Linked DNA regions of Homo sapiens: region 2 is linked to region 1. Evidence: chromatin loops called from intact Hi-C (ENCODE). Cell type or tissue: heart left ventricle. All regions are shown on one strand. Links, peaks and the distances in the headings refer to the core of each region. The heading gives the core; the rest is flanking DNA. Region 1 overlaps GDI2 (GDP dissociation inhibitor 2). Region 2 overlaps TASOR2 (transcription activation suppressor family member 2).

The links. Hi-C counts contacts between places; a loop is a spot of excess contacts. Peaks named below come from ENCODE experiments on the same cell type or tissue, not always from the same donor. Only the 100,000 strongest peaks of a DNase experiment are listed, where the experiment ranks them.
Region 2: a loop joins it to region 1, with 2.0 times the contacts of the local background. A loop is called at or near these places in 49 of 110 quality-filtered maps.

Annotation. Positions count from the first base shown.
Region 1 is chr10:5,799,671-5,811,332 of GRCh38, forward strand. It overlaps GDI2 (GDP dissociation inhibitor 2), which reads right to left. Exons shown (of 11, transcript NM_001494.4): 2 at 928-1,035. It overlaps LOC124902367 (a long non-coding RNA gene), which reads right to left. Exons shown (of 2, transcript XR_007062041.1): 2 at 3,421-11,662. Among named protein-coding and RNA genes, the nearest start is that of GDI2, 7.9 kb to the right of the region's middle. In heart left ventricle, for the core only: no CTCF peak of the experiment used is centred there; no DNase peak of the experiment used is centred there; H3K27ac peaks cover 1,006 bases.
Region 2 is chr10:5,688,290-5,699,951 of GRCh38, forward strand. All of the region lies in intron 1 of TASOR2 (transcription activation suppressor family member 2), which reads left to right. Among named protein-coding and RNA genes, the nearest start is that of TASOR2, 9.3 kb to the left of the region's middle. RefSeq lists a silencer at 4,375-4,604. In heart left ventricle, for the core only: no CTCF peak of the experiment used is centred there; a DNase peak (open chromatin) is centred at 4,562; H3K4me3 peaks cover 1,248 bases.

The DNA of each region.
Region 1 (11,662 bases), core at 3,398-8,397:
ATAAAGAGAAAATTATACCAAATACAAACAGCTACGTAAGAGATTACTGGGACCACTGGGAAATTTGAATATGGTTCTGGATATGATATAATGGTATTATGCTTATGCAGGAGAATGTTATTCTTAGCAGATGAATGCTGAAATATTTTGCTCAAGCCTCATGATGTCTTATCACTTTCAATGGATCAAAACCAGTAACAAAAAAAGAGACATGAAAAAAATACAGCAAACTTTAACTGCTGAACTCTGATGGAAGATTTTTTTATACATCGTATTATTCTTTAAACTTTTCAGTATTACTGAATATAGAAAAAAATCCTTTTTGGTAAGTATTGTCTAATAAGTCACTGATTAAAGTCATTGATGATATCTATCTCCCATAAGACACAGTACACATCATATCCATATACGTAGGTGTTCAACAAACCTCACGCAGAAAAACAATCAATATATTAAAACACACTGTGGAAATGCTATGTGTCCACGTTCAAAAAAAGTAGGAAACAAGGCAGTATAGCAAAAGGAACTAAGCTTTGTAGTCATGTAACTTGGGTTTACAACCCATCTCAGATTTTAACCCCACAGAGACTATGTTAAATGGAGATTAAAAAAAAAATCTTTGAGGGACTGAGAAAATAAATAAAGCCATGAGGAAAGCACTGGACTTGCGCTGGCACATCAGACGATCCTCTACCCTCCCTTCCTAGACTATTCTCTGTTAATGCTAAGAGATAACTGCTCCACATAGCAACAAAAGTCAAAATGTAAATTTCTATGAGCTTCAAACCAGAAGCTCCTGAAAAACAGTGCTCCAGATATTCCATTTAACAAAACAAAATTAAGACCATCTCTAAGGAATAAGGTAGAGATTCACAAGTGAAATACTCACAAAGTGTGAGAGGCGTATGAAATTTGACTAACACTTACATCTTCCAATGGTGTTATAGATGCACTCTCTCCTCCGTAGTAAGGGTTTCGATCCATATGAAGAACTTTCTTGCCATTCACTGACATTATACCTGACAGGATACATTCCTATAGAAAAAGCATAGTACCTTGAAAAGAAAGTTCTACAGCATATTTAAAACAGATCATTTTTTTCAAGCCTGCCATTACACATTCTCTTAGTAATTACACTTATATTCATGCAACATGACATAATTTATGAAGAAAGCCCTTAAGAAACCAGGGGTCCAGGTGTGGTCTGTGGGCTCCTATGCATCCCAAGATTAAAACTGTTTCATAATAACACTAAGACATTAGTCACCTTTTAATTTTTTTTTTTTATTTATTTTTTGAGATAGAGTTTCACTCTTCTTGCCCAGGCAGGAGTGCAATGGCGCAATCTCAGCTCATTGCAACCTCTACCTCCAAGGATTCAAGCAGTTCTCCTGCCTCAGCCTCTTGAGTAAGTGGGATTACAGGTGCCCGCCACCACACCCGGCTAATTTTTTGTATTTTTAGCAGAGACAGGGTTTCACCATGTTGGCCAGGCTGGTCTTGAACTCCTGACCTCAGGTGATCCTCCCGCCTCAGCCTCCCAAAGTGCTGGGATTACAGGCGTAAGCCATCGTGCCCAGCCTAGTCACCTTTTCAGTGTTGACACTTCCACTGATGATGTAAAATCAATGGTGGATAAAACAAATTAAGACAGGGCTCTAAACTATACTAGTCATCATTACAGTCTTCATCGCCAGGCATTCATTTAAGGATGTCCTTGATAGGGTGGGCACAGTGGCTCACGCCTGTAATCCCCAGCACTTTGGGAAGCCAGGGGAGGTGGATCACCTGAGGTCAGAAGAGCAAGACCAGCCTCACCAACATGGAGAAACCACATCTCTAGTAAAAATACAAAATTAGCCGGGCATGGTGGCACATGCCTGTAATCCTAGCTATTCAAGAGGCCAAGGCAGGTGAATTGCTTGAACCTGGGAGGCAGAGGTTGTGGTGAACCAAGATCACACCACTGCACTCCAGCCTGGGCAACAAGAGCTAAACTCCATCTCAAGAACAAAAAAAAGGATGTCCTTGATAAAAGCATTAAAAAGTAACTTTATTGGCCAGGCATGGTGGCTCACACCTGCAATCCCAGCACTTCGGGAGGCCGAGGTGGGTGTAATGCTTGAACCCAGGAATTTCAGACCAGCCTGGGCAATACGGTGAAACCCTGTCTCTACTAAATACACAAAAATTAGCAGGGCATGGTGGTGCATGCCTGTAATTCCAGCAACTCAGGAGGCTGAGGCAGAACTGCTTGAACCCAGGAGGCAGAGGCTGCTGTGAGCTGAGACCACGCCACTGCACTCCAGCCTGGGTGACAGAGCAAGACTGAGTAGCAAAAAGAATTAATAAAGTTATTTAATAAACATATACCCTTCAATAGTCATCTTTTAAACATTGTGTGTGAAAAAATGGGAAGAATACAGACAGCACTTCAGCTCAGGGAAAACCTGTGCCACTGATCTGTAAGCTGAACTAGCCGCTTTTTTTTATGAATAATCATTTTTATTTGAAAGAACTGACCAACAAACTATGATTATTCAGATTTAGGTATTTGACATTTTCTCAAAGAAAACCTAAAGGAAAATAACTGACACGTGCTGCCAATAAGTCAAATTTTAAATGAAAATTAGAATTACCGAAAACTTGGCCGGGCACAGCTGCTCACACCTGTAATCCAAGCACTTTGAGAGGCCGAGGCGGGTGGATCACAAGGTCAGGAGATTGAGACCATCCTGGCCAACATGGTGAAACCCCATCTCTACTAAAAATACAAAACTTAGCTGGGCATGGTGGCGCATGCCTGTAATCCCAGCTACTCGGGAGGCTGAGGCAGGAGAATCGCTTGAACCAGGGAGTTGGAGGCTGCAGTGAGCCGAGATCGCGCCACTGCACTCCAGCCTGGTGTCAGAGCAAGACTCCATCTCAAAAAAAAAAAAAGAATTATGGAAAACTTACAACTACCACCATGGGCACACGTCAGGTTCCCCAATACATGAAGAACTTTTCTAACATTATCAGTGACAATACTAACAAATATGATGTTTTGATAATGTAAAATGAAACATGTCAACATTAAGACCCACTTTACTCAGAGTAAACCTTGTTTTCCAAATAACGGGTGAATGAAATTACAAAATCACACAGGAGGAAAAAAGAGGAATTCAAAGTGCAAGCTAGATCAGTGGGTGTTAATATATCAGAATATAAAACATTCATTAATGTGGCTTCAGATTTCATACTGCTATCTCTTAAAAACTACCACTTGTGCTTTTGTGTAAACCAAAGAATATCTACAATAACCTGAAAGGCTATATTTAAATTACTCCTCCCTTTTCCAATTACATGTCTGTGTGAGACCTGTTTTCATATACTTCAGCCTAGACAATATATCGCAACAGAACTGAACACAGAAGCATGTATGTGAATTCAGTTTTATTAAGCCAGACATTAAAGGATTTGCAGAAAACGTGAAATATTGATAGTCTTCTCACAATTTTGTTTTAGAAAATATACTCAGGCAGATGGCTTAAGCCCAGGAGTTGGATGGAGACCAGTCTGGGCAACAGGGCAAAACCCTATCTCTGCAAAAAATACAAAAATTAGCTGGGTGTGGTGGTGAGCACCTGTAGTCCCTGCTACTCAAGAGGCTGAGAGGTGGGAGGATTACTTGAACCCATGAGGGCAAAGGTGCAGTGAGCCGTGATAAGGCCACTGCACTTCAGCCTGGGTGACAAAGTGAGATCCTATCTCAATAACAAAAAAAAAGTACATATACAGTTAAAATTGTTATACATGTTAACATGTAATCGGTTTATTATTTGTCAGTGATTTATTTATTCCTCCATTTCTAATATGATAAATATCAATAGCTACAACCTTTATAAACAAAAGCTCAAGGTCCTGAATTTTTTAGCACGTGAACAGATCCTGAGACTAAAAAGTTTGAAAACTAGAGCCCTAAGCAAAGCATATAGGACAACCACCAATAAATTGACCATCAACCGAAAAGTATAAATGACCACTCTCAGGAAAAAGATAAAGCAAGCATGAATACACTAAGACAAACCAAATTAAGAAGAGGGAAAAAATTAATACAATTAATGTGAAGAAACACAGAGATGGGGCATATAATCACTCAAAAAGGGTTTGAGTGATCAGTGCTTTATTTCTTAAAGAGACAAAGGAAATTCCATGTATCTTTATAAATCTTTAATATTTCTCAAATTTATCCAAAGGACCCTAGATGTCAAAGAACAATCTTATTCTCTACAAGTCTATTTGACTTTGAAACCCGTATTTTTAAAATTCACACAAATTTCAAGTTTTCTTCCATAATATATCTATTCATTTAGTATTTCTTAAATGTCTTAAATTACTTACCATGAGGTTCAAATTTCACTATAGGAGTGTGAATCATTCTTTCTTTTTTTTTTTATTGAGATAGGAGTCTCACCCTGTTGCCCAGACTGGAGTGCAGTGGCGCGATCTTGGCTCAATGCAACCTTCACCTCCCAGGTTCAAGCTATTCTCCTGCCTCAGCCTCCTAAATAGCTGGGATTACAGGCATGCACCATCACGCCTGGCTAATTTTTGTATTTTTAGTAGAGATGGGGTTTCACCGTGTTGGCCAGGTTGGTCTTGAACTCCTGGCCTCAAGTGATCTGCCCACCTTGGCCTCCCAAAGTGCTGGGATTACAGGCATGAACCACTACGCCCAGCCTGAATCATTCTTTCTTTAGCTCAAGAAACAAAACATTCTGAGCACTCCAGAAGGCCCTCATGCCGTATTCCAATCATAACCACCACCATCCCCCAGCACTCTCATAATTTCTAATAGCAAAGATTTGTTCTGCCCGCTTCTGAACTCTAAAAATCTAATCATGTGTATTAACTTTCTGCGTCTGACATTATGCAACACGTTTTAAGATTCTTTCATGTTTTGTGCATGGTCTATTTATTATCATTGCTATAGAGCAAAGGTCCCCAGAGATGAGACAAATCCAGCCTGAAGGCTATTTCTGTGAAGTTTTATTGGTAAATACCCATATCTGTTCATGTACATACTGTTTATGGCTGTTTTCCTAGTACCACAGCAGAGTTGGGCAGCTGTGACAGAGACCAGAACGTCTACATAACCTAAAATATTTACTATCTGGAGCTTTTTTTTTTTTTTATTAAAGACAGAGTTTCTCTCTTGTTGCCCAGGCTGGAGTGCAATGGCACGATCTCAGCTCACCACAACCTCTGCCTCCTGGGTTCAAGCGATTCTCCTGCCTCGGCCTCCCAAGTAGCTGGGACTACAGGTGTGCGCCACCACGCCCAGCTAATTTTTGTATTTTTAGTACAGATGGGGTTTCACCATCTTGGACAGGCTGGTCTCAAACTCCTGACCTCATGATCCACCCGCATCAGCCTCCCAAAGTGCTGTGATTACAGGGGTGAGCCATGGCACCCGGCTACTATCGGGAGCTTTTCAGAGTGTATGGCTAACCCTGCAAGCAGGGCATCTCAGTGTGGTTCCTGACTTGGCATCACCTGCCAACTTGTTAGAAATGTAAATTCTACCCAGATTTCCAAACTTCAGGTTGTATCCAAATCACCTGGAGGGCTTGAAAACACAGACTGCTAGGCCCCATCTACAGAGCTTCTGAGTTAGTAGGTCTGAGGTTGGATCTGAGAATTTGCTCTTTAAAAAAAAAAAAAAAAAAAAAAAGGTTGGCAGGATGCAGACAGGGTCTCACTCCGTTGCCCAGCCTGGAGTGCAGTGGTGTGATCATGGCTCACTGCAGCCTCAACCTCCAGGCTCAAGAGATCCTCTAACCTCAGCCTCCTGAGAAGCTGGAACTACAGACATGTGCCACCACGCCTGCCAAATTTTTTAATTTTTTGTAGCAACAGGATATCACTATGTAGCCCAGCCTTGGCCTTGCAAAGCAAGGTTTGCTCAAGCAATCCTCCTGCCTTGTCCTCCCAAAGTGCTGGGATTACAGGTGTCAGCCACCACTGATGCTGATGAGGTGATACTGATGATGCTGGTCCAGGACCAATTTCAAGAATTACTAAAGCTGTGTTTGCAAATTTTATTATATATAAGAATAACCTGGAGATCCTGTTAAACTGTAGATTCTGATTCTGTGTAATATCCGAGTTGGGGCCTAAACTTCCGCATTTCTGGTAAATTCTCAGGTGTTGCAGATGCAGCTGATCTATGCAGCACACTTTGGGTAACACAGCTGTAGACGATTCCACTGAATGACTATACCACAATTTACTTCTCCATTTTACTCCTGGTGGATATTTGGATAGTTTCCAGTTTTTCACTATTACAAATAATGCTCTATCAACATTCTCGCATGTGTCTTCTAAGTGTGCATTTCTGTTATATATCAAGAAGAGTATAAATACATTCAACTTCAACAGATATTACCAAACAGCTTTCCAAAAACGGTTGTACCAATTTACACTTTTGTCCGCAGTGAGTCCCCACTGTTTCAAATCCTTGACCACTTACACTGTTGCCTTTTTAATTTTAGCCATTCTAGTTAAGAAGTGATTTAATTTGCATTTCCTGAGGACAAATAAGGTTGAACACTTTTTAAATAGTTGATTAATGATTAGGGACCGGGCATGGTGGCTCATGCCTATAATCTCAGCCCTTTGGGAGGCCAAGGTGGGAGAATCGCTTAAGCCCAGGTAACACAGTGAGACCCCCATCTCTACAAAAGAAAATTTAAAAAAAAAAAAACAAAAAAACGTTTACTGATGATCAAGCTAAGTGATAAGGCACTTATGATAAGTGCCTATTCAAAATTTTTCCCCATTTTTTAAATGGGCTTTTTCTCGCTGCTTTATAAAAGTACTTTATATACTATATATAAATCCTTTATTAGTTACATGTACTGCAATTATCTTCTTCCATTCTGTGGCCTGCCTTTTCACTTTCTTCATTATGTCTTCATAAAAGGAAATGAAGGTATTTTAACAACTACAAAAATCAACCCTAATACTGACTAAAACAATTTACTTTTGGGGGGTGGGGGAAGAAAACAACCTAAAGCAGCACCAACATATAGTTCCACATATGAAAATAAAATATTTACTATCTTAAAAATAAGTTATGACACAGCAGAGGAAGACAGTTACATTCCCAGCTGACAAAAGTAGACTGCAGACTTTTGAAAGCAAAATCTCAGCAAGCAAATTGGAGTGTTGCACAGCTTCTATATATAACCTTTCACACTAAGCATGACCCACTGGACTATGGCCGTAAAGCAAGCACTGAGGCCTAAAATAAAGGGCCCAGTAATTTAAAGATGTGGCCGAGTCCAAAGAGCTGACAGCAACTACCTTCAAAGGCACCACTTGGAGCAAATATGACAAGAGCTAACTAAAGCTAATAAAAAATCTGCAGGCCCACTAGTTCCTCTATACCCAACTATTATAAAAGACTGCTTCCACACTGCTAAAAGAATATATAATAGCACAAACATAATAAGCTTTGTTTTAAAACATGGGTGAAGTCATTAATTGATAGAATTTATCAGTCATATCTGGGCACAGTATATATTAATGATCCTAAAATTTTAATATTTTTCCAAAATTACCAGCTCAAAATTAAATTCTACTACAACCTATCTGATGAATACACAATATTCACAAGCAAAGCACATTAAAGCCATAAAAACTAAGCTTCTCTTTTTCACACTAGAAAAGCTGGTCCATCTATCATGTACATCAAGTAACTTTAACCACGAAACTTGTATGTGAATGAATATTCACCAACATGAGTTGTAAATGTAACAGGTAAGAGTACCCACTGTAACTTCAAACTCACCTACAAATGACCTAAGCAGGATAAGAATACATATTCACATCCAAAATCACTAAGACTATAAAACCATCTTCAGAATCCAAGTTCTGTATGACACTAGCATCTGCCACCCACCTGGCACTTGACGTTCTCCTACATAAAAACAGGTAACCAACCAAAATGGTTTTTAATATTTAATTGCACCAAAGTGCTAGTACGTGTAGATATGTGGATGTGGGGCTGGGGGACAGAACCATCAGCGATACTGACGTTCTCTTCCTTCAGCACCCTACACATACCACCAGAGTTGCAATCATCAAAAACAGAATAACTCATTTGGACAACACCCAAATATATTAGACAAAGCACCTGAAGAGGCTGAATGAAATTTCTATATATGAATTGTTACACCTACATGGTGTTTCCACGGCCAGTAACAATGGTATGCTGAAAAATTAATGCCCACTCCCCAACCCCGATTACAGAGCAATTTAGACTTGGAAGGGAATAGAGCCAAAATTTATTAATATTTTGATATACCTTCCTAGTGACAAACTAAACTCTATACCCTGGCTGGGCAAGGTGGCTCACGCCTGTAATCCTAACACTTTGGGAGGACGAGGCAGAAGAACTGCTTGAGCCCAGGAGTTTGAGACCAGCCTGGACAACATGGCAAAACCCCATTTCTACAAAAAATACCCAAACTACATGCCTCCTGTAGTTCCAGCTAACTTGGGAAGCTGAAGTGGGAGGATCATTTGAGCCTGGAAGGTTGAGGCTACAGTGAGCTGTGATCACACAACTGCACTCCAGCCTGGGTAAGAGACCGAGACCCTGTCTCAAAAACAAACAAACAAAAAATCCTCTACACCCTATCAAATCCTACTGCATTTTAAAGTTCTGTTATGGGCTGGGTGCGGTGGCTCTCGCCTGTAATCCCAGCACTTTGGGAGGCTGAGGCAGGCAGATCACCTGAGGTCAGGAGTTCAAAACCAGCCTGGCCAACATGGTGAAACCCCATCGCTACTAAACATACAAAAAAATTAGCCGGGCGTGGTGGTGAGCACCTGTAATTCCAACCACTTGGGAGCCTGAGGCAGGAGAATTACTTGAACCGGGGAGGCAGAGGTTGTAGTGAGCTGAGATTGAACCACCGCACTCCAGCCTGGGTAACAGAGAGCTCTGTCTCAGAAATAAAAAGTATTGTTGTTATTAAAAAAAAAAAAAAAAAAAAACTACAAATACACACACACACACACACACACAAATGTGATCAGGAGTACAAAGTATCTAATAACTAATATTAAAGTGCCTTTTCAAAACTACTTACCTAGAAACATGAGAAATTAACCAGAAAAATTTTAAATCAGTTCATTTCAATGGCAAGTATCTTACAGCAACATAATAAAAATGGCTGTTTTATGAAGAATGTTTCTTTAAATGACTCTGCCCCTCTAATGCATCTCATTAAAAACTGTCAGCCAGGCGCGGTGGCTCATGCCTATAATCCCAGCACTTTGGGAGGCCTAGGCGGGTGGATCACCTGAGGTTAGGAGTTCGAGACCAGCCTGATCAATATGGTGAAACCCCATCTCTACTAAAAATACAAATATTAGCTGGGCATGGTGGCAGGCACCTGTAATCCCAGCTACCCGGGAGGCTGAGACAGGAGAACTGCTTGAACCTGGGAAGCAGAGGTTGCGGTGAGCCGAGATCACATCACTGTACTCCAGCCTGGGCAACAGAGTGAGACTCCATCTCAAAAAAAAACAAAAAAAAAAACTGTCAAAAGATACCTTCTCTTGAAATGTGGCTAATTATATCACTCTCCTGCTCAAAGTCCTCTCTCACTGCCTTGAAGATAATTTTCACATTTCTTAGCCTAGAATCTCTCTCCAAAGCTTCTGTTTCAAGCAAAACAAACCACTCCCCATTCCCTACATACATCCTTGACTTAGCATTGACTTACACTGACTGCTCTCTGCCTAAAAAATCATTCCTCCATTCAAACCTTGCCAATATTTTTTTAAAGCCAGCTAAATATCTCCTTCTTTACGAAGGTTTTCCTGATTCCCTGACTGAACTCATATAAGTGCACCTCTTAGGGGACTTAATGCTTTCTCATACTAATTCTTATTAGTTACTCTCCAACACGAGAACAAGCTACTTATAGACAGGTTCTGTGTTTACCTTTTTACTGCCCATAACTGATCACAATAGTCACTGGGTTTAAATAACTGAAACTGAAACTATTACTCCAGTAAGAGTCTCCAATCAGGTACCATGGGAGGGAAGACAGAGGTAATTGCAGTGTATCACGCATGTGAACATCTACCAGTGGTCTTTAAAAACCAATGTCACACTATTGTCATCTCTACATGCTAAAATATGTCTAATTTCACTTATATTTTCTTTTGGCCAGGATGCTTAACGCTGGTTTAAACTGCCTACAACACAGCTCCCAAGTGTAACAGCATTTGCAAATATTGATCCTATGCTCACTACTGTAGTGAATAGAAAGTCCTTTGTCTACAGAACTCTAACACAGCTATAAGCAAGAACTCTCAAAGAGCAAATCAAAGATTAAGCAAATCCAAGAGGCAATCTGAATTTTAGTTCAGAATTTTAAAATCAAGTATAAAACCTTCTCTGAATCTGAAATCACAAAATTCTGATAAAGAGAAATGAGGAAAAGTATCTGGGATGTAAAGCAAGTTTTTAAACATATGATGCTGAGAATCATCTGGTATACATCACTAAAGTATATATTTCTATTCATAAATTCTTACTGTGTAGAACAAAAAATGGGAAGAAAAAAACCTCTGGGAAGCACAAACAGCTGTGGAACTAGTTACTCTTATTGTTTTAATCTACTATGTCTAACAAGACTCGTGAATTTATTTCCAAGTCCATAGTGAACTATGTGCAAATTATGTGGTGAGAGGCTGCCTACACATGCTGAAAGCAGAGAAAAGTAAATGTTGCCAGCCTAACAGTAAAGTAAGATAGAGGGAAAAAATATGAAGAGTAAACTGAAGAGCTCAAAAAGCATAGCAGCCTGAGAGTAAAGGGGGCAAAAGTTCCTACAAAGCTGGCGGGGTCTTCATGGCTTCACCATGTTACAGCATAACACAATAGTTAATCTTCACTATGTGAAAACTTGGTTATCAAGTAAATTATGTTTCTTAGTTTGTTAAAGAAGTTGTGACAGCATTTAGAAAGGCATTATCCAAAAGCTGTGCTCTTTAGAGATAACCTTTAGTTCCTCAGAAAATTCAATTGTGTGGAATATTCCATTTCTTTTACACACAGAATGAAGATTTTACTCCTTTATACCAAATCGTTTTGTATCTTCTTGATTAAGATAACTATCAATATTTGTGATTATGAGCTTAGACTTAACAACTCATACAAACAATGGCAGCACTAAGCAACACAGCAACTCCAGCACTTCCTTACACTTCTTTAAAAGTAACAAGTTCCTAACACTGAAAGTACTTGCCTTTTTTTAGGTTCTTAAGTCTCAGGCACTAAAGTAAATTTTAAGAAAATTAATTAACTCCAGACATTCAAAAGTTAATTCTGAGTGCTAACTTTGGTTTTCTCTTCTTCTAATTTTTAATCATCTAATTCCTGGTAACACTAAAAATAAGGATATATGATTTCTCATTATCAAAATCATCCTGTCATCACTACTCCTATCAATGATGGTAATAATGTGATTGTCCTGAATTGATATAATTATCAAAGAACATCTCAGAAAACTTAGGAAGGCTCACAGAGATTAAAGTTATCACAGCTACAAAATGACAGCAGAAACAGGTCTGATTTCTAGTTAAGTATGCATCT
Region 2 (11,662 bases), core at 2,684-7,683, 110 kb before region 1:
TCATAGCTCACTACAGCCTCCAACTCCTGGGTTCAAACAATCCTGCCTCAGCCTCCTGAGTAACTAGGGCTACAGGCACACACCACCAGGCCCAGCTAATTTTTAATTTTTTTTTTTTTTTTTTTTTTTTTGTAGAGACAGTATTGCTATGTTGCCCAAGCTAGTCTCGAACTGCTGGCCTCTAGCAGTCCCCCTGCCTCGCCTCTCAAAGCACTGGGACTATAACATCCAGCCCCTAACAATTTGTTAAACGTTAGCTGCAGTGTAGAATTGCAAATCATATGAATGAACTTCTCATGCTCTGACATTAACATTGGCCTACCATGCACTTTCAAGGGCTCTTTTACCTACACATGTGTCATTTGGAAAACATTGGTTCACTGAATTGTGCAGCTCTTTCACATGACACATTTCATTATATAATTTCAGAAAATTGGTTGGGTGCGTGGGCTCATGCGTGTGATGCTAGCACTTTGGGAAGTTGAGCTGGGAGGATTGCTTCAGCCAGGTTTGAGACCAGCCTGGGCAACATAGTGAGACCCCATCTTTACAAAAAAAAAAAAATTAGTGGAGCGTGGTAGCACACACCTGTGTTCCCAGCTACTTGGGAGGCTGAGGTGGGAGGATTGCTTGAGCCCAGAAGGTTGATATTGCAGTGAGCCATCATCATGCCACTGCACACCTTCCTGGGTGACAGAGCAAGACCCTGTCTCCTTTAAAAAGTACAGTTTTTGGAATGGCTTTTATTGAAGATCTATTGATGATGAACACTCAGTTTTTGTTCACCTGAAAATGTCTTTATTTTGCAGCCATTCTTGAATGATGTTTTTGCTGAATACAAAAGTTGGCAATTGTTTTCTTTTAACATGCTGAAGCTCTTATTCCTCTGTCTTTTGGCTTTCATTATTGCTATTGAAAAGTCACCTATCAGTCTATCAATTCATTTTGTTCTGACTGTTTTTTGTGGGTTCTTTTGTTGTTTGTTTTGATCTTTAGCTTTTTGCTGCTTTGCTGTTAACTTGTATGTATTGGCCGGGTGCGGTGGCTCACGCCTGTAATCCCAGCACTTTGGGTGGCCGAGGTGGGCGGATCAAGAGGTCAGGAGTTCAAGACCAGCCTGACCAATATGGTGAAACTCTGTCTCTACTAAAAATACAAAAATTATCCCGGCATGGGGGTGCGCGCCTGTAGTCCCAGCTACTCGGGAGGCTGAGGCAGAAGAATTGCTTGAACTCGGGAGGCAGAGGTTGCAGTGAGCAGAGATCACGCCACTGCACTCCAGCCTGGGCGACAGAGCAAGACTCCATCTCAAAAAAACAAAAAAACAAGCATGTATGTATCTTGCTTGGGATTGTCTTCTTAAATCTGTAAATTGGAGATGTTTTTAAATGTGTTTATTCATAATTTATTAAATGTGATTTCCATTCGTGTTATTTATCTTAATGTATAAATAATTTTTTAAATTATCTACATAGTAAATATTCTCTTCTGGTCTTTTACTCTTCTTTCACTTTGTTTCCCACAGCTTCCCCAACAGACATACATTGCCAAACTTGTGGATTTTTGATAATTTTTGATAAGTTAAAAGTAAAACAGGAAATCTCTGGAACTAGTCTTTTGGAAGAGGGGGTAGAGTTTTTGACTACTCTTTTCATTTTCTTCATCATTATTGGTTTATTTAAATGTTTCTTCCATTTAGACCAATGTTGGTAAATTATATTTTTATAGTTTTCAGATTTATTGATATAAATTATACATGGTGATTTATAATTTTAGAAATATCTTCCTTGTATTTGTGGTTGTATCGTCTTTGCTTTCAATATTTAATTTTTTCCTTTTTACTTATTTATATTTGCTAAAAGATTACCTACTTTATTATTACTCTACAAATAACCAGCTTTTGCTTTTATTGCTTGGCTTAGTTGGCTTTTTTAATTTGCTTTTTAAAATTACTGTTTTTATCATAAGAAATGTATCTGGAGTGTACTTTGTTTTCTCTTAGTAAGATTTTAATTACATTTAATCGGAGAACTAAATCCCTTGCTAATATTTTGTATAAAGATTCACTACCCTCCTTGGCATGGTGAAATAGACCCTGTTTAGAACCTTTCATGTACACCTGCTCCCTCATTAGGAGAAGGAATATTCAAGATCCCAATGCCTGAGGTTTGTCCAGTTGGGGCACCTACTTTACCCTTGTGCATATCCCCTATTTATCTGTGCCCAGGACATTTTGCGTGGGCTACGTGTAGAGGTGGTGGCCATACATAGTTATCTTTATTCTGGCATAAATCAGATGTCACGTTCTCTTTTGCCATATGTAATAATCAAGAGTACCCAAAAGTGGGTCTTGAAATATAATTGTTTCTGAGAGGAACTTATTCTCAGGATATTTTTGTAAGAGGGACAAAACTACTTAACAGTGTGTATCCTTGCAATAAGTATATTAATGAATACGATACAACCATTTTATACAGGCAAAAGATGGTTTAATGCCAAAGCACAAACTCATAAACCCAGTTGATGAGGAGCCAGAACAATGGTCATTACTGTATAGAGATGTTTTAAAAAGTCACCATATAAGCTTTGAAATAATTCTAATGAAAATTATATGACCTTGAGGCTGGGCGCGGTGGCTCATGCCTGTAATCCCAGCACTTTGGGAGGCCGAGGTGGGTGGATCACAAGGTCAGGAGATCGAGACCATCCTGGCCAACATGGTGAAACCCTGTCACTACTAAAATACAAAAAATTAGCCGGGCATGATGGTGCATGCCTGTAGTCCCAGCTTCTTGGGAGGCTGAGGTGGGGGAATCGCTTGAACCTGGGAGGCAGAGATTGCAGCGAGCCGAGATCACGCCACTGCACTCCAGCCTGACGACAGAGTGAGACTCCGTCTCAAAAAAAAAAAAAAAGAAAGTTATATGATCTTGAATATAAAAAGTATGGTCTCTAAAGAATTTGTTGTTGTTTTTACATAATGTAGGAGGAAAAAAATTGTGGTGTTTATAAGCATCAGCCTGATTACCAAAAATACTTTTTGTGGTAGACTGGATTTTGAGAATGTTAAAACAATCTTCAAAAATTGAATATTAAATCCAAAAATAAGCAAGCCACAGCTAAATGAAAAAGTCATAGTACATAGGTGTAATACACTTTACTCAAGGGGTGTAATTCCAAAAAAAAAGTTTTTAAAAAAGGTAATTTGTCTCCTACTGGATATACTAAATACCTTAGTGAATTTTTTATTTTGAATAGCTCTTTGTTAATCTACATAATTGTTTATGAATTTAACTTGCTTTATAAGTTCAAATTATCCTATATGCTATACAACACACTAATGGTAATGATGAATAAGATCTACTAATTAGGCTTTCTTCTGGGCAATGCATGTGGGTATCTTAGATTGCTTAGTTAAAACATAATGAGTAAAGATGTCCTTAGATCAGGCCAAACACTTCATCTTCCCCCTGCACCTCCGTTTGATTAAATTTTTCGTAAATTTTGTTAGGGCTGCATGGCTTATTGGGAAGGGACCTCATCCCTACCCCAGGCATTGGTATCAATTTTCCTGAAGCTATGTGAAGTATTAAAAAACCATATTCAGGCCTGGCATGTTGGCTCACGCCTGTAATCTGAGCATTTAGAGAGACAGAGGCGGGCTGATCAGTTGAGGTCAGGAGTTTGAGACCAGCCAGGTTAACACGGTGAAACGCCTTTACTAAAAATACAAAAATTAGCTAGGCGTGGCGGCCCATACCTGTAATTCCAGCTACTCAGAAGGCTGAGGCAGGGGAATCGCTTGAAACCAGGAGGCAGAGGTTGCAGTGAGCCCAGATTGTGCCACTGCACTCTGTCTCAAAAAAAAAAAAAAAGCCATATTCATTATGACTTTTTAATTTTGTGACATGTATAAATACATTTTTTATTATCTACATAGTAAATTTAAAAAGCTGCATCAAACTGTAGCCGGTGAGGCTGCATAAATGATGTGGGACGAAGAGTTATAATAACTTGAGATCACTGTAGTGAAAAGAACGTGTATTTTAGATTAGACCTGAGATTGATAGATATCCTTACTAGGGGCTTGCGGGTAGGACACTTAAGGAAATTGGAGCTTGGAGTGAGCTTTGTAAAATAATACTAAAACCATCCTCCTAGTGGGGTTACTGTGTGACGTCCAAGAACTCGGGGGCAGTTGGCTTGCTGTCCTGTGCTCCGTTCTGACGACTGAGCCCGCCCAGGTCTGCAGGGTCCTGGGGTCCTGCGGGTTCTGTAGGGTTCCCTGGTGTGTGGAGTCCCTACCCGCTACAAGCTCCGTTGGGTCTACGGAGTGTGCGGGGATCTCCCAGCCCTGTTGGCTGTACGGGCTCAGTGGGGTTTGCAGGGATCCCCTCGTTCTGTGGGGTCCGTGGGCGCCGAGTCAGGGCCATGCCCCTGGGCTCCGCTCGCGGAGCCGGCGTCGCCCTTGTTGACTTTCAAAAGGCGCCGCCGGCCCCGCGCCCTACACGCTCAGCACGCCCTGCGCGGAGTTCCCCGCTCTGGCGCACTGGCCTTGGCTGGCGGGAGGGGGCCGGAGGGGCTGCCGGCGGAGCAGAGACACAGCCACCCTCCCCAACACACCATGAGGTGAGTCGGGGAGGGGCCTAGGTCTCCCACATGCTGTTGTGGGAAGCTCTGACCCCCGCTGTGCCTGGGGCGGGCTCACCCACGGAGGTGACTGTTAATACAGCGCTGAGTGCGAAGGAGACCCGAGAAAATGGGCCTATTCTGTCTAGTAACGTTTTACCTTCTGGTGAGGGTGTGGGGAGAGAAGCTTTGGCAGGGTCAGTGAGGCCCCGCAGCAGAGCCCTGGTGATGAAAGACACTTTTGTATGGTACCCGAAGGCTTAACTTCACTCCTGATTGTGAGTGGATTGTGTGTGGTAGTGGTGGAGCCCTTGCAGAACCGCCAGAGAGACGGTGCTAGTTGTGTGTGTGCCTATGTAAACCTACAATAGCTAAGGTCATCTTTTGAAATGTAGAACAGGGATTGCACATTGACTTTGCGCTTCAAGTATTTGCAGGTTATTACCTTAGTTTTTACTCCCTTTGTGCGTGCCGTGATTATCTTGGTTTAAACTCGTATGTGGCAAGAAATTTTTTAATGAATGTTTAAGTTTCTGTGAAAATTGTGTATTTCTCAAATTGTATTTTTTGGCTTTTAATAGGGTCACTTTGTTTTCTGGGTCTCTGTTTTGACTTACGGGAAATGCTATTTGTTTTCTCTACATTTTCTTCATTTAAAAAAAACCTGTAACTTCAGGAGTTCAAGACCAACCTGGGCAACCTCATCCCTGGAGGAGGGGGGAACCCCCACAAAACCACAACTATAACTGGCTGCTACTTAGGACTACAGGAGATCTTTTTTCCAAAGTGGAAATAGCTTTATTTCACCCAGATTATGTTTATTTAAAATTTCAGATAATATATAAAGCTGTAAAAAGTAAAGCAAAAACTACCTGTACTTGTCCCATCCAAAGATAACTTCATAGAATATTTGATTATCTACTGTGGTGCTAGGAGCTCTGTTGGACCCTGGGGACTTTGGTGAACAGACAATGCCTGCCTCTATAAACCTTACATTCTGCTGGGGAAAATAGACCTCTCCCAACCCACCAAAAAGTAAATTTATAATAATTCCATGTTCTAATGCTTTAAAGAAAACACTTGCAGCAGGGTAATCCGAGGTTTATCTGAGTGGATGACTTAAATAGATGTCACTAAAGGAACAGAAAGAGCTCAACCATGGGAGGAATGGGGAGAAAAAAAAAAGAATTCTGGTCAGAAATAACAGCATGCACAAAGGCCTTAAAAGAGGAAAAAGCTATAAAAAGAAAAATCCATGTAGCTGCCACTCAGTAGTAAGTCAGGGAAAAGTAGAGCAAGATGAGGTATAGGAAATTGGCAGGGACCAAATTTTACTTGTCCATGGCCAGGAGGGTGTGTTTTGTGTTCTGAGGGCAGTGAGAGGGTACTGAGGGGCTTTAATTAGAAATAAAGTGATCTGGAAAACTAATTGATTAATTTGTTAAGTAAATATTTATTGAAACCCTACTGTATAACAGGCACTGTTCTGAGCACTGGCATACAACAATGAAAAGGACAAAGCCCTGTATTCATGAAACTAATCTAGTGGTTGGAGGACAATCAGATAAACAAGAAAAAATACCAGATATTGATAAGTGTGCAGAAGATGACCATTGTTTAAATTGTGGTTTATATTCTTTAAGATATGGTATATTACACATATACTTCTTTTGGAACTTTCTCCTGAATAATTTATGGTAGGACATTTTTCACTGTTACTAAATAGTTTTCTTTGGGGGCATCTTAATTTGTTTTTGGATTAAGTATGGTAAAAAATAGCATGCATAAATGAAGAAATACTGTGCAGCAACAAAAATTTGCATGTTACAAAGCATCTGGTGAACGTTATATAGTAACTTCCTTTTGACAGTCTGACATGTGGCTCTCCTACCCCCATCCCAGACCCCAGCTGCCCCTTTGTGGTTTTTTATTTTGACCTATTAGTATGGTTAAATTTATGGATTTACTATTTATTGAACCATTTTTGCATCTTGGAATGAGCCCTAATTGATCTGTTATTATTTTAATGTCCTGATGGATTTACTTTGCCAATGCATATATTTAGGATTTTTATATCAATATTCATAAGAGATCAGTCTATAGTTGTTGTTTTTTAATGTGTTTTGTCTAGTTTTGGTATTCGCATCTGATTGCTTTGTAAAAACAATTGAGAAGTTTCATTTCTTTTTCTGAGTTTCGGAACAGATTAAATAGCCAAGTATTATTTATTCTTCAGTTACCAAATTCATATTTACTAAACACTATGTGCTAGGAATTGGACTGGATGCTGAGTAATCAGTAGTAAACAAAACAGATATGGTTCCTGCCGTGATATTGCTTGGCTCATTAAGGAAAATGACATTAATGAAGAAACTACACATATGTAATTATAAATCATGCAAGAAAAGGACAGGATGCTTTGAGATAATATCATTGAAGATCTTTAGATTGTGCTTTTTATGCATTTGAGTAAATGACTATTGAGTACATACATATACACTAACAGCTAATTATTTAAATTAGTATGTATTGATTTGGTGTGTAATTAGGGCTGTGGTGGGTGCATTAGTAAAATGAGGTCTTCATAATTACACAAAATATAAAATAATGGCAATAGTAGCTACCATTGTAGGAGGTAGCTGCATCATTTTTTAATGGTAGAAATTAAGACAGGTTAAGTAGACACTTTTAGTCTAACATGTTCAATTGTATACACTCTTTGGAAGTCTCTCTTAAGATTATAGTAAAAGAATAAGGATATAAATCCACAAAGATCAAGAGGAGGTGAGAGGAAGATATAGCTGAAATCAGTATTTGGGAAACTAGAAAGGAGATGGGCAAGTAATAAATGATTTCATGAATTAGAGAATGCTGAAAGCTGAAGAGAGGTAACCCAGCAAGGAGCAAGCAGATTCTTTCCACAGAATCTGGAAAAGTTTTAGGAATTGGGGGTATCAAGTACAGGACTTCTGAAGTCAAGAATTACAGGATGGGGTGGGAATAGAAGGGTTGGTTGATGGTCTTTATCATTTTGATACCCTGGAACCCCTTCTCCACTCCCACACACCCAGACAACTACTCTCTCCTCTACCTTGACGGAAGACTGAAGGTTTATACCCAGGAGACTAGGAGGCTCCAGATGGTTAAGGTGGGGGTGAAGCACCTAAATGAAAATGAGGATTGAGTGAAAGTCAGGTCAACATGCTGAACCTAGAGCGGTTGTCTTTTTTTGATTGGCTTCCAAACTATCAGGCTTACGTGCCCCTCAACAAAACATTAACGGATTCTTAGCTGGGGAAACTTACCAGCCCATGGCACAGTATTTAACAGATATGAACTATGGAAATTCACCCGATTGAACAGTTGGATCCATCAGATCACCTGGAGAGTACAGCCGCTGGTCAGGAAGCATTGTTCACGTACCACAGCTTCTAGTCAACTTTTATTTCATTTTTTGAGACAGGGCCTCACTCTGTCACCCAGATTGAAGTGCAGTAGCGCCATCATAACTCACTATAGCGTTGAACTCCTGGGCTCAAGCCATCCTCCCACCTCAGCCTCCTGGGTAGCCGGGAATACAGGCGTATGCCCCCACGTCCAGCTGATATTTTTATTTTTTGTAGAGATGGGGTCTCACTATGTTGCCAGGCTGGTCTTCAACTCCTGGGCTTGTGATCTTCCTGCCTTGGCTTCCCAAAGTACTGGGATTACAGGTGTGAGCCACTGGTGCCTGGCCCTAGTCAGCTTTTAAATGCCTCACATTTGAGTATAAATGTACAGCCAAGGGTCGCCTGCCATAGAATGAAAGTCTCTAATGAAAAAGAGACCAAGTAGGAAATAAAAGGAGCTGAGTATAAATAGATTTACTTCAGGGAACAGAAGAAACTTCAACAAATAAAACTAGTATCTTTAAAGAGAAGATATTACATCTGTGAAAGATGAAAAAGTTTATATAAAAAAAACTGCTGCGACAGAAGAAATTTCTTAAAAATTTAATACAAGGTTTAGATAATAAAGCTGAAGAATTCTCCCCAAAAAACCAGAAGAGCACAAGAATTAGAAAATAAGAGTGAAATGATGAGAAAATTAGAGGGCCAACCAAGGAGGTTCTTCATCTAATACAGTGGAAGGAAACTATCTGTGTCCCAGAACTGAAGAAGGTGACTTTCTAGGTTGAAAGGGCCTATTAAGCGCCCTGATCAATAAAACAGAAACAAACAAAAAATAAACAAAACTTCATTGTACCGAATGTATAGTTCCAAAAGGAACAAGACCAGATTGATTTTCTTCCTACTTCTGAAAAGAAGAATGGGGGCAGAGAACGAGGTGCTAGCTCTTAAACTGCATTTTAACAAATTCAGGGAAAAAGGAAACCTTAACTTTAAATTGTATGCAAGTGCTGTTAGGTATCCCCAGTGGGAAGTTCCAACAGTTCTGTGACAAAGATAAAGTTGCGCAGAAGAAGCATATTTCAGGTATCTCCAGCAACTTATTCATATCCAGAATCAGCCCTATCCAAAGAGAGAAGTCTCGTATACCTGGCTAAGACTGAGGAGCCATATGGTATCAAGGAAGGAGAAAGCAGAATGAGAAAGTGCCTGGGTGGGGCATGGGGGAGGCAGAGATCTTAGTGCTAATAAAGTACTCCTAGAAATGAGTGCATAACCTTGGAAAGCAAGGGTTGTGTCTCTAAGAGGCAAGCAGAGCTGGCAATAAAGGCCCTCCTGAACCAGATTACATTTGGAGATTAGATAAGGAACAAGGCACCATATTATAAAACAGCAGTCCTCTGATTTAGGAACAGAGGGAACCCTAAAGAAACATGACAAGTGCCCTACCCCTCCCTACACCCTGAATCTTCTGATAACAGTCCAGGATAATTCATCTCATTCAGACATGTATAACAAAAATAGTATGTACAGCATCCATACAGTGACTGTCTGGTAGATGGTATTTTTTATGTTTTATGTTGGTTTTTTGTTCTTTTATATTATTTTTATTATTGAAGATATAATTCACATGCCATAAAATTCACCATTTTAAAGTGTACAGTTGACTGGCTTTTAATTTATTCCCAAGGTTGTGCAATGATCACCACTACCAATTGCATTATTGACCCTAGTGCTTTACTTTTCCTTATGTTCACTCCATGACCCTATGCAGTTCCTTTCATTAAAGTGACAGAGATATTTCCCTACTCCTTGACTTTGTGTTTGGCTATGTGACTTGCTAAGGTAAAAGTGATAACATATCAGTTTCAAGCCTAAGCCTTAAGAGGCCTTGGGTATTTTTATTTGTTCTCTTTCTATCTGTGCCATTTCCATGAGAAAAACATGTCTCTGCTAGCTCATTGGTTGAGGGAAGATGAGAGATAGGAGAGTGAGGGCCACCCCAGCTGAGTTAAGCTGAATTCAATGAACACTGTAGAGATGTGAGTGATAAAAAAATGATTGTGGTTGTAAGCCAGTGAACTTCAGGATGGTCTGTTAATAAACATTAGTTAACCGAACAGTTATATGATTAAAAATAAAAAAAGAGAGAGAAAAACCACAATTTTCTACAGACGATATTTTTCAAAACAATATTAGCAGAAAATAAATCACAAGTGGTCAAGCTACTGCCTGTGGTCTTGCCTATTTTTGTAAATAAAGTTATATGGGGACATGGTCATTCCTATTTATGCATTTTCTATGGCTGTTTTTATGCTCTACCGGTAGAGATGAGTAGTTGTGACAGAGACCGTGTGGTTCATAATCCTAAAGTATTTATTTTCTGACCCTTTATGAAAAAGTTTGCTGACCTTTTGAAGTAGATGGAAAATGTGACCTAAGGTTTTAATACAAATTTTAAAATAAATTTATATACCACATCATACCCATTAAGATAGCTGTAATCAAAAAGACAGATAATAACAAGTGTTGGTAATGCTGTGAAAAAATTGGAACCTTCTGTATACTGCTGGTGGGAATATAAAATGGTGCAGCCACTTTGAAATCAGCCTGGCAGTTTCTCAGATGAGCAGACACAGATTTACTGGAAGAGCAAGCCATTCTACTCTAAGGTATATACGTAAGAGAAATGAAAACATGTTCACATAAAAACTTATACATGAATGCTCATAGCATAATTATTCATAATAGCCAAAATGTAGAAACAACCCAAATGTGCATCAGTTGATGGATAAACAAAATGTAGTATATCCACAAAGTGGAATATTATTTGGCATAAAAAGGTATGAAATATTGATATATGCTTTAACATGGATGAACTTCAAAAACAGGCTAAGTGAAAGAAGCCAATCATGAAGGACCGCGTGCTGTATGACTCTGTTTATAGGAAATGGTCTGGAATAGGCAAATCTGTAGAGACCGAAAGTAAATTATGGTTTCCTAGGCCTAGGAACCAGTGAGGGGTGAGGAGGATAGCTAAGGGGTAGAAGGTTTCTTTGGGGATAATGAAAATACTCTAAAATTGATTGTGGTGAAGGTTGCACAATTCTGTGGATATACTAAGCACAATTCTGTGGATATACTAAAAGCAATTGAATTGTACACTTTATGTGGGTGAATTGTATGCCGTATGAATTATATCTCAACATTGTATTAGAAAATAAAATTAATGAAGCATAGAAGTTACGGAGAACTACTGGAAAGAAGAAATACAAGAACTCAAGGAAGAGACAGCCAGACAACAGTAGAGTGTGAAATGGGAACCAGCAGAAAAAAAGAAATAGAGAAAAATGATCAAGCCATTTCAGAAGTACACAAGGGAGACTAGACACCATGGCAAAGATCATAAAAGTAGAAATGAAATTTTATGGTAAGTATATTTTACCACAATTTTGATAATGCAAAGAAAGAAAACAAAAGATAGACAGGAGAAAAATGAGTAAAACAGGTACACATTTATTTTTATTGATGCGTAATAGATGTACACAGTTTTAGGATACATGTGATAATACAGTCATATAATTTGTAGAGATCAAGTCAGTGTAGTTGGGTCATCTGTTACCTTAAATATTTCTCTTTTCTTT